Regions from separate parts of the Mus musculus genome. Here regions 2 and 3 are each linked to region 1. The links are chromatin loops, found by intact Hi-C in ENCODE. Cell type or tissue: heart. All regions are shown on one strand.

What was found. Hi-C counts contacts between places; a loop is a spot of excess contacts. Peaks named below come from ENCODE experiments on the same cell type or tissue, not always from the same donor. Only the 100,000 strongest peaks of a DNase experiment are listed, where the experiment ranks them.
Region 2: a loop joins it to region 1, with 2.2 times the contacts of the local background. A loop is called at or near these places in 3 of 42 quality-filtered maps.
Region 3: it touches region 1 in a loop (1.9-fold over the local background); 5 of 42 quality-filtered maps call a loop at or near these places.

The regions. Positions count from the first base shown.
Region 1 is chr13:59,555,190-59,560,189 of GRCm38, forward strand. It overlaps Agtpbp1 (ATP/GTP binding protein 1), which reads right to left and starts at 2,113. Exons shown (of 26, transcript NM_001377097.1): 1 at 1,909-2,113. In heart, no CTCF peak of the experiment used is centred here; DNase peaks (open chromatin) are centred at 1,642 and 2,162; H3K4me3 peaks cover 2,530 bases; H3K27ac peaks cover 1,270 bases; H3K27me3 peaks cover 335 bases.
Region 2 is chr13:59,492,156-59,497,155 of GRCm38, forward strand. Agtpbp1 (ATP/GTP binding protein 1) reads right to left here. Exons shown (of 26, transcript NM_001377097.1): 15 at 4,821-4,904; 16 at 3,408-3,494; 17 at 3,178-3,326. Among named protein-coding and RNA genes, the nearest start is that of Agtpbp1, 63 kb to the right of the region's middle. In heart, a CTCF peak has its summit at 2,672 (motif pointing left); no DNase peak of the experiment used is centred here; H3K27ac peaks cover 563 bases.
Region 3 is chr13:59,504,524-59,509,523 of GRCm38, forward strand. Agtpbp1 (ATP/GTP binding protein 1) reads right to left here. Exons shown (of 26, transcript NM_001377097.1): 12 at 3,436-3,533. Among named protein-coding and RNA genes, the nearest start is that of Agtpbp1, 50 kb to the right of the region's middle. In heart, no CTCF peak of the experiment used is centred here; DNase peaks (open chromatin) are centred at 2,128 and 4,248.

The DNA.
Region 1 (5,000 bases):
CTGAGCACTTCCCGTGAGCCATGCTCTGTGGACAAGCGCCACACTCGTGTTAACTTCATGAGATCACCCTAAGTGCACAAGCACCATCATCTCCATTTTGGGCAAGGACAGAACTGCATCCAGAGAATAAACAGCTTGCCTGCAGCAAGCCAGGACACAAACTCAGCCACTCTGGCCGAGCCCCAACTCCTCAGCCACTGCGACACTACAGCCAGGCACTGTGACCTGCAGTGACATGAGGTCTAACACACAGCACCCACCCTCAACCCTCTCCGGCATGTGCACCGATATCCGCTGCTCAAGTTACGATCCTAAGGGATGTGCAGAGGATCACCAGTCACCGTTTCCTCCTATCTGAACTCAGAGCTGAGGGCATCAAGCAAGAAGAGCAGACTCTGAAGATGACTACTGAGGAGGAAGCTAAAAAGGCAAAATCCAAACTTTAGGATGCCATACAAATTAAAATAGTTCACGCCCTTGCAGCTTTTACCTCTAACTAATGCAGGGTTAATCATTACACGGCACTGCCGCCAGACTTTTCTAAAGAGGATGCTTCAAGGGAGAGAGCAAGATGGTTCTGCAAGCACCGGCTCATGGCCATGACCACTCTCCTTCCATCACCTGCACCACAAGGTCGAAAAGAGAACCAAAACTCAAAAGTGCTCTGATCTATACACACATGTAAAAGAAATAAGGGGTAACCCTTGAGCCAAATCAATTGGAAAACCTTTATTTAAAAATTGCTACCACTGGGCTGGAGAGATGGCTCAATGATTAAGGGCCGTTCTTTCGGAGAACCTGGGTGGGTCTGATTCCAAGCATCCACATGGTGGCTCACAACCATATGTAACTCCAATTCCAGTGAATCTGACACATTCTTCTGACCTCCTCAGGTACACACATGGTGCACACACACATGCACACACAGGCACACACACATATGTATATATACATATGCATATGCGTATAAATCTTAAGAAACTAAAAATACCACAGAAGGTTAAATTACGTTAATATATTTGACATTTATGTCATGTTGGTCAAACACATAAGGGGTCTGTTTCAGAGTCCAACAGAGATTACAATTTTAAACACTGATCCATCAATTCAAGGCAAAACTCTATGGTCATTCAAAATGACAGTGTAACTCCATTGTAGAATGTGACTCGGGAGAACGAGAAACCAAGCAAACCAGGAGAAACTCGGGTGGACTAAGGCATCGCCAAAGTGCGGCCCATTAGAGGGATCTGATTACAGATCTCCAGGACTTTGGTTTTGACATCTGGCCTGTTTTAAAATCCGTACCGTTCAAAGTGCCTTAAATAAATCATTTCTTCTGCAGCCAACGAAACCAGAAACATTTCCAAAACACAATTACAAAAATAACTTCCTCTCTCAGGGAAGCAAGGAGAACTGTGAGAATAAGTCAGAAGCTGGCCAAGGAAGAGCGAGCGCTCGGGAGAGCCACTCGACTCTGTGGACTGCGAACTGCCGGGTACCTGATGGGCACCGTTACCATTCCGAACACCTGGAGAGGGCTTGCCACAGACAGCCTGCCATGCCAGCGGGATCGCCGTCGTTACCTCACACGCCGTGCGAGACCTGCATCATCCACGGACCAGCATACACAGTCAACGTCCACCCCGACCACCCGGGGAGGTGTTGAAACTGCCGTCCACGGCGCTAAACTGTCAGGGAGCAGCCAATCAAAGGGTCCCGGGGCGCGGCAGGGCGGAGGCCAGGGAGTGGCGGGCAGCGGAGCGCGGAGGAGAGTGCACGGGGCGACGACCGCCCCGGCTCGCTCGACTGCCCGCCTCGCCGCCTGGCAGCGCGCTTCGCCTCCGCCAAGTGAACCGAGGAGCCGCCGGGAGCCGGCGAGCGGGACGCGCGGGCGGCGGGGACGCTCACCGGCTCGGCTTGGGCGCTGCGCTCGGCCTCCGCGCCCGGGACTCCCGGGGCGCACGGCGGTTCCTCGCCGCCCGCCGCCCTTCTCCCGCCGTCCGCCGCCCGCGGCCCGCCGTTTTCATACAAACCCGGGTGGCAGGAGAGGCGGAGGCGGCGAAGACGGCCGCGGAACATGCCCGCATCCCGGGCAACGTCAGCGCGGCGCCCCGCCCAACTCACGGCTCCGAGGGCCGGCTCGCGTGCGCCCGGTAGGGCGCGTGCGCGTGGGGGAAGGGCGCTTCCAGGGAAGGGCGGGACGTCGGGGGGGGGGGGGGCCCGCGGGGCGCGTGCCCGCCGGCGGGGGCGGCACGCCTGGAGGGAAGACAAGCTGCGCGTGCGCAAGGTCGGGTGGGTACCAAGAGGCGGGGCGGGGCGAGGAGGGGCGGGGCGGGGCGGGCGGGGCAGGGTGGGGCGGAGTAGGGAAAGGACTCCACTCTGGCGTGGGCAACCGGCGGTGCGCGCCCTTACCTTTGGGTTCCTGTGGGTCGTGGGCCAGTGTAAACGTGTTAGCCCGCTAGCAGATCGACACGTTCATCAAATCGCCTTCTTTTTTCCTTCCCAACCGGGGGCGTAGCTCCCAAATCCCATCAAACCTTGGGAAACAGTGAGGCTAGTCCTTCCTGACCCCAAGTTGACCCAGAACAGGCTGTGAAGGCTGTGGCGCATGGCCCATTTATCCAGGTAAATGAGATTATCTGATGGTACTGCGAACAAAATGTCATGCCCATTCATTTCAAAACGATGTTATGGAAAACCTTGGTGCAGAAGCTAAAGGCAAAAAACAGTGGGGGAGAAGTAGGGAGCATGCTTGTGTTTTGACTGTGTTTAAATACTCTGAGATACATTGTTAATAAAGACATCATTTGCCTTTTTAAGGAGCATCGACCATGCTCCCTGTTTATGGTGGTTGGTAAGGGATGTAAAATTATCACAGCATGATAGGGGACTAAACTGAGCCCTGTGGGGTTTTTATTTTGTTCTTATGTTTCGTTCAAGCAGGTTTGTGGAGGTAATTCAAAAAACGTATTCAAGGTGTGAAACAGTGCTTCATGCTACTTGCTCTTGGCAGATGTCTTTACTGAGAGGAACAAAAGACTGCCATTTTATAAATGTTGGTTTTCCCCATACCTATAACACATGTGCACATAATGATAGATTCAAGTATTTAAAATACCTTTAAACCACTCTCCACCACAAACTCCCCAAAATGAAAACGATTGTCTAAGAACATTTAGTAGTTCAAAATTCATGAGACATTATTCAAAGAACGTGTTTCTAAATCAACTTGCAATCTAGAAATACATATAAATTGAATTCCTCTTTAGCAAAGTATGGTTAATGGTCAGAACAAAGGCTCAGAAGATTGGCCCATACAGCCGGGTAACCCACAGCGTCATTGGCTTTGAAGTTATTGCAAACACACAACTTGCAGATGAATGGCACCTTTAGCAAGTGTGAGAACCTTCTCACCTGGAGAAGGATTGGGCTCCAGCTCTTATCAGACCCATGGGAGTTCCCAGCCTCAAGGACCATAACTTAAAAGCATGGAAGCACAAGGGTTTGAGCACTCGGGAATTAGCTGGCTACTTCTCTGAGCACCACACTGCTCCAGCTGTCTCCAAACCCTCAGCCAGAGCACTGTGCAGGAGCAAGGGTCCTCCAAGATCTCCCTCCATCGCCATGCTGTTAGACACCTTCTCTCCCAGAGCCACTCCTTTGAAGGCTCAGCTCAATCTTGTACGCCTCCACTTCCCTTCTCCCCAGAGGCCTGCTTCCAACCTACCTGAACAGTAGTGGAATTCAAATGATTTTGAAACCTCACTCATTGTGTGGCAATAAACTAATGACTAGAGGGAAGCATGACTCAGTGACCGGATACATGCTTTGCACTGGGGCCCCAGTTCAATACCAACTGCCACAAAAATAACTTGTAAAAAAGAGTCATCAGATGTAGGTCAGTCTAGATCGCTTAACTGGCACACCTCAGCCTGGCAACTCAGAGATTCTGTACAACTTCACTTATTTCGGCTTTAGTGGTAGAGAGCATGGCTCCATCTCTCTTGATTTCTTTACCTCTTAAATCTTTAATACTGTGGCTTACAAAATGCAACAAACTTAATAATGAAACTGTAGCTGAAAGATCTAGAATATCCATGGACCTCTCCAAAAGTACGGTTTCCGTGGGGAGCATAAATGTTGGGACAGCAGTTCGGTCCTGGATTTCTGAAACCTGGTGGGTCCTCCGGAATTGCAAGACTGTTATAGCTCTTCGCCATATTCAACAATCAACAATTTACTGAACACCTATATAGGTCAGAGGCAATCATCTGGAGATCTTTGGGGAAATAAAGCAAATAACTTCACTGGATGAAATGTCTAGCAACTGCCCTGTGTCAGGCTGAAGAATTTCCTACAAATAGGCCGAGGAGCAGAAATTCAGGATGAAGAACTTGAGCCGAACCTAAATAAATGTGGCCAAGCTGGGAGATGGGAGAAATAACCCTTATATGGCACACAATGGAATGGATTTAGATGTAAAAGGTCTTACCATGGTTTCCATCTGGTTGCTACAAATGGCATGGTGATCAGGGCCAGAAAACTTGAGAGAGAGAGACAGAGAGAGAGAGACAGAGAGAGATAGAAAGACAGAGAGAGAGACAGAGACAGAGAGACAGAGACAGAGAGAGAGAGAGAGAGGGTTTTTTTTTTCCTGTAGGCCTGGCTGTTCTAGAACTAGTTCTGTACACCAGGCTAGTCTTAAACTTGCAGAAATACAGCTGCCTCTATTTCCTGTTTGCTGGGATTAAAGGCTTGGGCCACCATCACCTGGGAACAACTAAAATCTTAAACTGTCAGTCCAAGAATATAACTGGGACTGAGCTCATTATAAAAATTCATTTTTTTAAGGGCCAGCCTGCTCAGTGGTAAGGACCCTGAGCACTAAGCCAGGGGATCTAAATCCAATCTTTTCAACCCATGTGATGCAAGGAGAGAAGCAGCTGCAAGCTGTCCTCTGATTCCCTCATGCCCTGTGGGAAAGGGGCTGAGCTGCATGG
Region 2 (5,000 bases), 63 kb before region 1:
CAGGTATTTTAAATCAAATGGAGACATATAAAATAATTAAAATGTCAGGACACCTAAAAAGCAGAGAAACTGTGACCATTGATGTGTGATAACAAAGGTTTCAATAAAACACATTAAAAGCATTTTAGAGGAACATTTAAGGACCAGAGAAAATATCAGAAATGCAATTTTTCTAATTAAAATACAGAGAACAACATAGCATGGTTCTTGGCCTTGTTTTTCGGTAAGGCACAATTTTGTGTTGGAATGCCAGCACTGTAGGCAGGCTGGTACGAGGCTGTGCTAAGTGGACTGCCTCGGTTCACGGCAGCCTCCATGTGATTTCCTTCTGAACACCACTGCAGGTCCTGAACTGCATACAGAGCACACAGAGGAGAACCCGGGTGGAGATGTAAAGGCACAACCACCATCAGAGGCCCTTCTGTGGGGTTCAGAGTCCTTATAGAATGTGCTCATTTCACAATTCCAGTGATGCTGAAGGCAGGAGCTGTCTTATCTCTCACATGGGGCAGAGCTTTTGAAAGCACATAAATACTGCTTAGGATGAACAATTTTAATGTAAAATTTTAACTGCTCAGCAAAGTTTAGTGTTAAGGGCATTATTTTTACAGGATTAAAGGTTAGTGAAATTCTAACTTACAACACCATTTTAGAGAGTACACTGCTACACACAGAAAAACATGTCTTTGTCTTTTATTCTTAAAGGACACCCACGATACAAATGAAATCGGTTTTCTTAAATGTTCTTTCTCTACTCTAAAAAACACTACATTAAGTAAGGAGCACAATAGGTATTTTTACTTATCTTGATAATACTTCAAGTTTTAATTAAGATAAAATTTTAAAGGTGCAACAAGGCTGAATGTCAGCAAATATTTCAGAGAGAGGTCACAATCAGTTGATGGCCATACGTACCACTGGGACCCTACCCACCCGCACTGGTCTCAGAAGCTAAGCAGGACCCAACCTGCTGACATGGATAGATACAAGTCACATCCAATGATTGTTTTATACTCTAAGATCACCAAGAATGAAGTATGACATAGACAACACTTCACAGGCAGGAGAGATGGCTCGGGGGTTAAGAGCACTGACCACTCTTGCAGAGGGCCTGAGTTTGATTCCTAGCACCCACATGGCAGCTCTCAGCCGCCTGTAAGTCCAGTGCATTTGGCCTTCTTGGGCCCCACATATACACAATGCATACACAGACAAGCAGACATATGCATAAAGTCAAATAAGCCTTTTTTAAAAAGAACCTTTTTAATCACCAGTCATGCAAAACAATGTAACTATTGACATTTTAGTCAAAATATAAACATTTGTCTTTAAAATATTACTTAAAAATTAGATAAAAGACATCAAATCTCTATAAAAGTGTTTATGACTATGTACTATAGTATTCCACTATCTGATCTTCCTTTTATTTCACTAGATAAAAGGCAAGGCTTTTGTTTCACACACATGAGAAATTCTAGAGTGTTCCATTTCCTACTACCACACAAATAACAACTGTCAACAACCTCTTCAACTCTCAAAAGCTTTACTTCTCAGACATGGCTCTTTAAAGAGCATCACTGTACATGTGCGTTGAGCAGCTCAGGGAAATGACTTGAAGCCCACGAGGCAGTGTCTCTTGCCTATTGTTAAAGCTTTTCAGTCTTTGCAACAAATAGTTGAGACCACTATCATTTTGTAACATGTTTCTTCTCCATCTGTAATAAAGGGGTGTTTGCATGTTAGGAAACATATTATATATATATTTTTAAAACTTGCTATTATTAGATTTGAAATTTGAAGTTTTGATTTTTAAATGCAAATGTCAAGTTTATGTAATTATCCACCCTAGATAATAATCCGCCCGTGGCTATAGACCAGATGCCCAGCAGATAACCCTTAGCTGTGTACTTAAGGTCCAGAACAACACTCCACACTTCAGAATTCTCCTTCCAAAACACTAGAGTTTTATTTTTAAAAAGAAAAGAGAATTCTCTCAGAGAGTATCAACAGGGAAAGTCAATACACAAAATGCTGACTCTTCAACACTGTCCATAAACTGTGCTTAGATAAGATTTCATTCTGTGAGAAACAGACACTGACCAAGAACAGAACCAGATCTGTTGCAGGGCAAGCAGGCATTCAGTAGATAAAGGTAAGCGAGGCCTGAGCCTGGTGTGGGTGAGGAACAGGGAAACCGAGACTCTCCACACAGCCCTTGCAGATGGAAACACAGAAACAGACAGGACCAGGAACCCACTGACTCGTGACAGAGCACCTCAGGAGGCTGCAGCCACTAAGGAAATGATTCTAGTTTACAAGACAGTTCACAAAAGAAACCCACTAAGCACAAATGGATTCACTAGAAAATTCCATCTCACATTGCAGAATTCACACTAGCTCTACATAAGGACTTTCAGAAGATGGAAGGAAGACATGCCGTATTATACCAAATCAGTGTGAGCAGGATACCAAACGTGGCAACGGTGTGGGGAGCTAGGCAGAGGAAAGTGCATGTATCTTCCTAGGCATAAATGTAAAAGCATTTTTTGTGGGACTGGAGAGATAGCTCAGCAGTTAAGAACACTGGCTGCTCTTCCCCAGTTTAATTCCCAGCACCCAGATGGTGGCTCATGGCCTTCTGTGAAAGGATCTGATGCCCTCTTCTGGCATGCAGGTGTAACTGCAGACAGAGCACTCATACATAAAAACATTTTCTTTTCTTTTTCTCTTGTGTGGATCTGAGGATAGAATCCACAGCTTTCTGGGTTGAGCTCTCACTGGGCTTCAGCCCCAGCCTAAACTGCAAACACCTGAGCCTGCCATGCATCTGCCTGCTGAGGGAGGGCTGGGATGACTGACAGGACATTACAGGCATGCAGTGCCATGCATCTGCCTGCTGAGGGAGGGCTGGGATGACTGACAGGACATTACAGGCATGCAGCGCCATGCATCTGCCTGCTGAGGGAGGGCTGGGATGACAGACAGGACATTACAGGCACGCAGTGCCACGCAGCTCATTTTTAAAATTTAACCAGAGCTTAAGCATTTTCACACCCATATAATCAATGGCTGAGGTTTGAAAATCAGAGACACTGAGTGTGTTGTGTCTAAGGCTAAATTCTGATCCTACGAGTAATGTGCCTTGTGCCCTCACACGGGGAAGGGAAGGTGTCTTACCATAATTAAACTGACTGTTGGACTTCTCACAGTTGATGATGTTGAACCTATATGCCACACCAGGCCGCATCCCACTGACTTCAAAGTAGAACCACTGGTGGTAATGGTTACTGTTTATATCAGAGTTCAGGATAAGGTCGTACTCGCTTCTGAAACACAAGACAAGGACATCTGACAGCAAGTCCAGAGAGGCTGTGTGCACACAAAATGAGAACATTAAAATGGCTTACTTTCTAATTTGAATTACTTTGCGCAGATTCCCAGATTCGAATTTTGAGTTAAACTTCAAAGTATCTCCTTCTTCTGGAGTGGTATAGCTAAATAAATATTTTAAAATAAACATATTAAAATATATTACACTTGAACAGATAAGCAAAGACTAAAATTAGAGAGAAGATCTAAAACATACAATGTTTCTTCTCTCTTTTACAACAAAGACTATAACAAACACAACAAAGAAAACCCCTGACTTACATTCATACTCAAACTGTAATTACGAAGGATTTATTCCTACACTTATACCCATAGTGAGCTTTGCCTTGCTGAACAAATGTCACTTCTGAAATACTGATTATCATACATGAAAGAAGAGATTTCCTTTTTAAACTGCCTGGTAAGTGGCTGTAAGTCTAACAAACCACGCTGCCCTTGCCGTTAGCTACCACGGAAGGCTCAGGGCCTTTCCCTTCCCCCACCATGCAGCTGAGCGCCCAGATGCAGGCCCTAGCGTTGTCTGCCCAACCCCCACAGAAGGAAGACCCCCTACTCTTCTGAGGATCCTGCCCCGGGCACATCGGTTAGGGACAAGCTGGGTCTGCCCACACTGGAGGTTCTGGGATTTATTTTTCTACATCTAACACAGAAGCATGAACAATGGAATAAATACATGAAATAAGATACGGCTCTTCTTCCCTTGTGTGGGAATACTCTGAGGTCAGTAAAGGTGACAGGCACCTCAGACTGGGAGGACTACTGTAAGTCGAAGGTCAGCCTGAGCTACACAGTGAGCGCCACGTCAGCCTAAGGTACAGTGGGAGACCCTGCCATAAACAACAACAAAGAGTAGTTTAAACTCAGTCACCATCTTTGACAGAGCTTTTACTCACATATCTACCAACAATTACTTTTAAAAGTTTGTTTCCTCCAATCATAATAGATAAAGTGTGCAATTTCCTCCAAGTATTAACACAGTAAGGAGAGAAGAGACCCACAATAAACTGACCATATTTCTTCCCTGAGTGGTTGTAATTTGTATTTATTTACTACAATTAAATCCTCACATATATACCAGTGCTAATGCAAAAGTAGCAAGTGGCCTGGCAGGCAGGCAGGCGCAAGGCCAAGCGGGAGCCGCAGTGACTGGGGCAGCAAAGGGCAGCCTTCCTTGTGAACCCACACTCTTCACTTTTCCAAAACCACAGTGCCAGATCATAATCTCTACATTCCACCTACAACCAAAGGCTTCCATATCTTTAAGATAAACAAGATTTCTCATGATTATCATACACCTACCTGTTACATGAGAATGAGAACAGCAACAATGAAGCGGGGAAGATACGACAGAGAGATAATGATTTTATCCTTTAGACATAACACTAATAAATAAAACCTATGAATAACAAGGCTTTAGCAATCAGACTCACGTAGGGTTGTCTAAGTCATACACCACGCGGTCTATGATATCGTTCTGGTGTATCAGCCTCTCGATGTCTTGGGCAATTTTTGTCCTGAAATCACAAAAGACAAATGTGACAAAGTTCACTACTATCTGCCTCTGACACCAATACACAACCTTCTCCCAGGTTTAAGTCTGGCATGGAAAG
Region 3 (5,000 bases), 51 kb before region 1:
CAAAGAAAAAAAAAATCAAACAAAGAGTACTCATCTTCTCCACAATGTCCCTATTGTTCTACTCTAAAAGAAAACTCAAGAAAATTAAATTGAAAAACATTTATACATAACAAAGAAGGTAGCATCACAGCATGTCCCATTGCCTGGCATGCACTAACTCTACCACCTGAGCCAATCTAGATGATACTACAGGACTAAGGGTGGGGACTGGTGCACACCAGCGGTAAGAAGCTCAGAAACAGACAACCTGAAAGGTAAAAGGAAATGGAGCGGTTCCAAGGTCGACATTATAGGGCAGGATGAAGCTTTAGTAGAGACAAGACACATGTTCACACTCCACGATCAACAGGACCTGTGCACAGCCCACCATCACTGCCTGCAGGGCTCACACTCTATGATCAACAGGACCTGTGCACAGCCCACCATCACTGCCCACGCTAGCCTGCAGGGGCAAGAGACTAACAAGCTGAACAAGCCCCCAACAGCACCTCTGAGGGAAGAGAAAGCAAATACATCCTCATACAGAAGAGACGTGCCAGTGATCCATTCTGGCCTACAATCTGCAGCCCTGGCTGGAAGAGCAGATATGCCCCTGGCTGGAGAGCATGTGTGGAGAGTGTTACTTCACCTAGGACCCGCAGGGCTCCCAACATCCTTAACAAACTCTGACCTTCATGGATGGGAAAGGAGAAAGGGATACCAGATACTAATTCTCAAATGGGAACCCATTTTTAATTTCCTATTTATCTACAATTAAAATAAACTACTTGTTTTCAACCCCAAAGCAAATTTATCTTACTGTCCTTAAATCCTTCATATGTAGTATCTGTCCATATATGAGCATTAACTAGTATTCTTAAAAAAAAGATATTTTTCAACATTTTATATTCAGGAATTTGCTTTCATTTATATAATCAATAAATAAGTTTTGTTATTTCTATGAATAAAAGATTGGCTTTATTTACATATATATTATTACAATGTAATTACTAACTTATGAGTATACAATTTCACCTAAGTATTTATATTTAATCTATGAACAAATAATGTATTAATTTTCTTGTTTAACATATAATCATCTAAAGCAAAAAATACTTTACAAAGATATATTTTCTCACTAGAAAAGCCTTTAATTCCAGCACTCAGGAGGCAGAGGCCAACAGGATTTCTGAGTTAAAGGACAGCCTGATCTACAAAGCAAGTTCCAGGACAGCCAGGACTACACAGAAACCCTGTCTAAGCATCCAGCTAGCTCACTGTTAGCGATGGCACTGAACAACAAGGAAGGAATAGCCTGTGGACCTTTATGGCTCCCTGGAGGTAGTTGTTTAGAACCTAAAGAACCTGGACTAAACTCCCTACAGGAAAAACACTGACTCACACAGTGAGGGAGGCAGTGTGGAAGCCAAGCACAGCTGAGCAGCCTTGCTTCTCCCACTGCAGCACAGCCATCCCTGTGGGACGCTGTGTGGAGCCAGCCCCACACAGGCCAGAGGCTGCTCTGCATCGTGGCGTAAAGAGGACCTGTCTCAGAGCACACAGCAGAGCCACAGTGATGAGTGTGCCCTCCCTCTCCACACTACCAAGCCCTTGCTTACTGGCCCCTGTGCTGTGTCTCCAATACTGTGAGGACCAGATGGTTACTGTGCATGAAGAGTCTGGCTTGGCACATGGTTCCATGTTCAGTAAGTGCTACTTTTTCTCGTAATTATCAATGTTTTGCTAAGGCAAAATAGACAATATGTGAGCAATTTTAACTCAGTGAAAGAATGGACACCAAGAACTATTTTTCAAAGACATCAATGTCAAGAGCCAAGAAATCTGTGGAAATGCTTCAAATGAATGGACCAAGTAAAAGACATGGAAATGCAGCATCTGAGGGTAGACTCTGTAGCAGAGGGTAAACAACCCACAGAGGCCATCACAGGACAAACTGACTCCACAGAGGCCATCACAGGACAAACTGACTCCACAGAGGCCATCACAGGACAAACTGACTCCACAGAGGCCATCACAGGACAAACTGACTCCACAGAGGCCATCACAGGATAAACTGAACCCCACAGAGGCCATCACAGCAGCCAGAGATAAGCTGGACAGCACACAGTGTCAAGCTGGCAGGAAGCTGACACTGTGCTGCAGGTTTGGCATGTGTTCTCAGGTAAAGGACCATAAGAGGTGGCATATCTAATCAACTCCCAAATGCCGTTCTTGGACATGTGCACACATGCACAAACACTTTTCCTGCAGCCCAATCAGTCCCTGTTCCCATCTCCCTCACTCCTCACTCTTTATGCTCTTGATCATCACAGGGGTTTTTAATTAGAACCATGAGATGTGAACAAAACATACTTTAATGTTTATCATTAAAGTCTTGTACTTTGATGGGAACTCGAGAAGATTAATGTGAAAAGTATGGCTTCCACCACTCCCAAGTGCCCTGAAACAAAATAAAAACAACAACAAAAACCCCACAGCATTTCAACCCCTGCTCTTACCTGAGGTTAATTCATAGCTGTGAACCTGCCAGTTCCACGGCATGTGTCAGGTTCAAACCCCAGCTCCTCACGGTCTGCATCCTAACATCACAGGAGCCCTCTCTCACCTGAGACCCCACTGGCGGTGGGGATAACAGCTCTGTAGTACTAAGATGCATCTTCCAGTATCCCAGACTACGGAAAGGACAGTGTGTCCTTTAGGTAGTATTCCAACAGTTTTTAAAAGGCTTGCTTTTAATTCGTGTATATGAGTGTTTTGCATGCCCAAGTATATATGTTCTGCTGCCTTCAGGTCAAGATGTAGAATTCTCAGCTCCTTCTCCAGCACCATGTCTGCCTGCGCTCTGCCGTGCTCCCTCCATAATGATGATGAATTGAACCTCTGAAACCCTAGGCCAGCCCCAAATGAATGTTTTCCTTTATGAATATCTTGGTCATGGTATCTCCTCACAGCAATGACACCCTAACTCAGACAGGGGCTTCTAGGTTTCCAGACACAGTGTGCACCTCTGAGAAGTCAACCAGGCCGTGGCCTAACAGCTCATGTAATATGACAACTGTTGTCTATTTCCTCAGTTCAGTAATTCTCTTGGAAGCCTGTAGCATCACCATGGAGCTCCTCGTTTACAGGCTCCTCCTGATAGTTTTCAGCCCCAAACTATTGCTGACACAGGGGAATGCCTTTTGAGACAAACCACCACAGCAATCTCAAACTGCTTTCCTTCAAGTACTGGGATATAACAAGCTAAGTCAGAAAGCTTAAAACCCTTTTCCTCGGGGACAATGGGCAAATCAATCAGGGCTGTTTCCACACCAGCAGATTCAGCTCCGAGACAACGGTGGGATGAGGCAGCCTTACCTGCATCTCTATGCTTCAGGCAAGTCTGTCTGAGAGCTGAGGAGTTCATATTGTTACTAATGATAAAAGTCCACCGACCTTAAAACTCTGATCTAGGTCATCTTCATTCTCGAGTTCATTTTCCACTTCTAAATCAATGTCGTCGTTGTCGTCACTCTCGTCCACCACATCGTCCACTGTGATGCAAACACACTGTAAGTCAGGCAAAGGCGAGTGTGCACACAGCAGGCGTGCAGTGTGTGTGCACAGATGCGCATAAACGTGCCTCACTCCCTGACTATTAACTATCTGACCTAGAAACAAACAGTTGTCTGTCTTCATCTCCTGCCCCATGCTCTTGTGAACATGTATAAGAGTTATCAGCCAGTCGGTCACAAAGTCTGTCACAGAAATGTGTGCGTATTGCTGTGGGGCTCTAAGAGCAGCTTAGTTTGTCTTAACTAATACTGGTACCACATCACTTCAAATTTTTTCGTTGCAGAGAGGTTTTATAAAAATAAAAATTAACAAACAAAAAAGGTATCACAGGACATGCAGCAGTCTGGATCTAGTCTAAGCCCTACCAGCAGTCAGTCATGGATGAAGAAGAAAGTCCTGATTAGAAAAAGAACAGTAAGAAGACATTATTCGTGAAAAACTGCACTAAATTAAAAAAAAAAAAAGTCTATTACAAACAAGGAAAAAATGTCTTCAACTGAAACACAGTTCAGAATTGGGGAAAAATGGTACACGCCCCCAACTGTGAAACAGTTCATGGCTTCAGGGCCCTGAGACTGACTATACCTCACACCTCCAGCACAGTGTGAGCCAGCAACTGCAGGCAAGCTGCTTTCACTTCCTTTCTTACGTTTACTACAGCAGCACAGGAGCCAGCTTCTACTTCTCTCTGACAGCCAGAAAGGCAAGCACAAGGCATCCCTGGGAAGGAGCCAGCGGCTCCTGTGAGGACTTAGAAACTATAAACAAAGGGCCTGTCCTCACTGTCCTATAAACATGAACCACTCCCCTCTATGCACTGTTTGTGTCAGATCCATAAGGACAACCTACAGATGTATGGTTATGTCTGTGTACAAAAACACGCTTTTCCAGCAGGAAGTGGTATGCTGTGTATCTAAAGTTTGCAGCTATAAGCACACAGACACGGGAACACAGCTATATTTTATTCACTTTCCTTTTATCTGGTTCTGTTAAATATTTTGTCATTTTTGGGCAACACTAGCAATACTCCCCACAGCCCAGCTATTTCGCCTCTCAATGGGGAGTCCTTTCTCTGTCTTGCTAACTTGGCATCTTTTAATAGTTCATTACCATACTGACATATGATATAGATAAGAGTTAGTGACAGATTATTGAAAACAACTGCAAATTTCTGTAATAAATTTTATCTGGAATCTCTTCATGGTATTTACTAAAATAATTATTTGGTTTCCTTCTTTTGACCTACTAATAATAAACTTCACCCACTTTAATATTAGAAGTAACCTAGATGTCCTACGTAAGAGACCACTGCCCAGTTCTATTTGCTCTGTTTTAGAGTCTGCACATCTGACTGGTGGGCTTCAGCTGCGGGTTATTTCTGGTAATTCTCACCAGGTTTTGCTTTCAGCACCATGCTAGCTTCTAAGCTTTGCTTTTTTTCTATG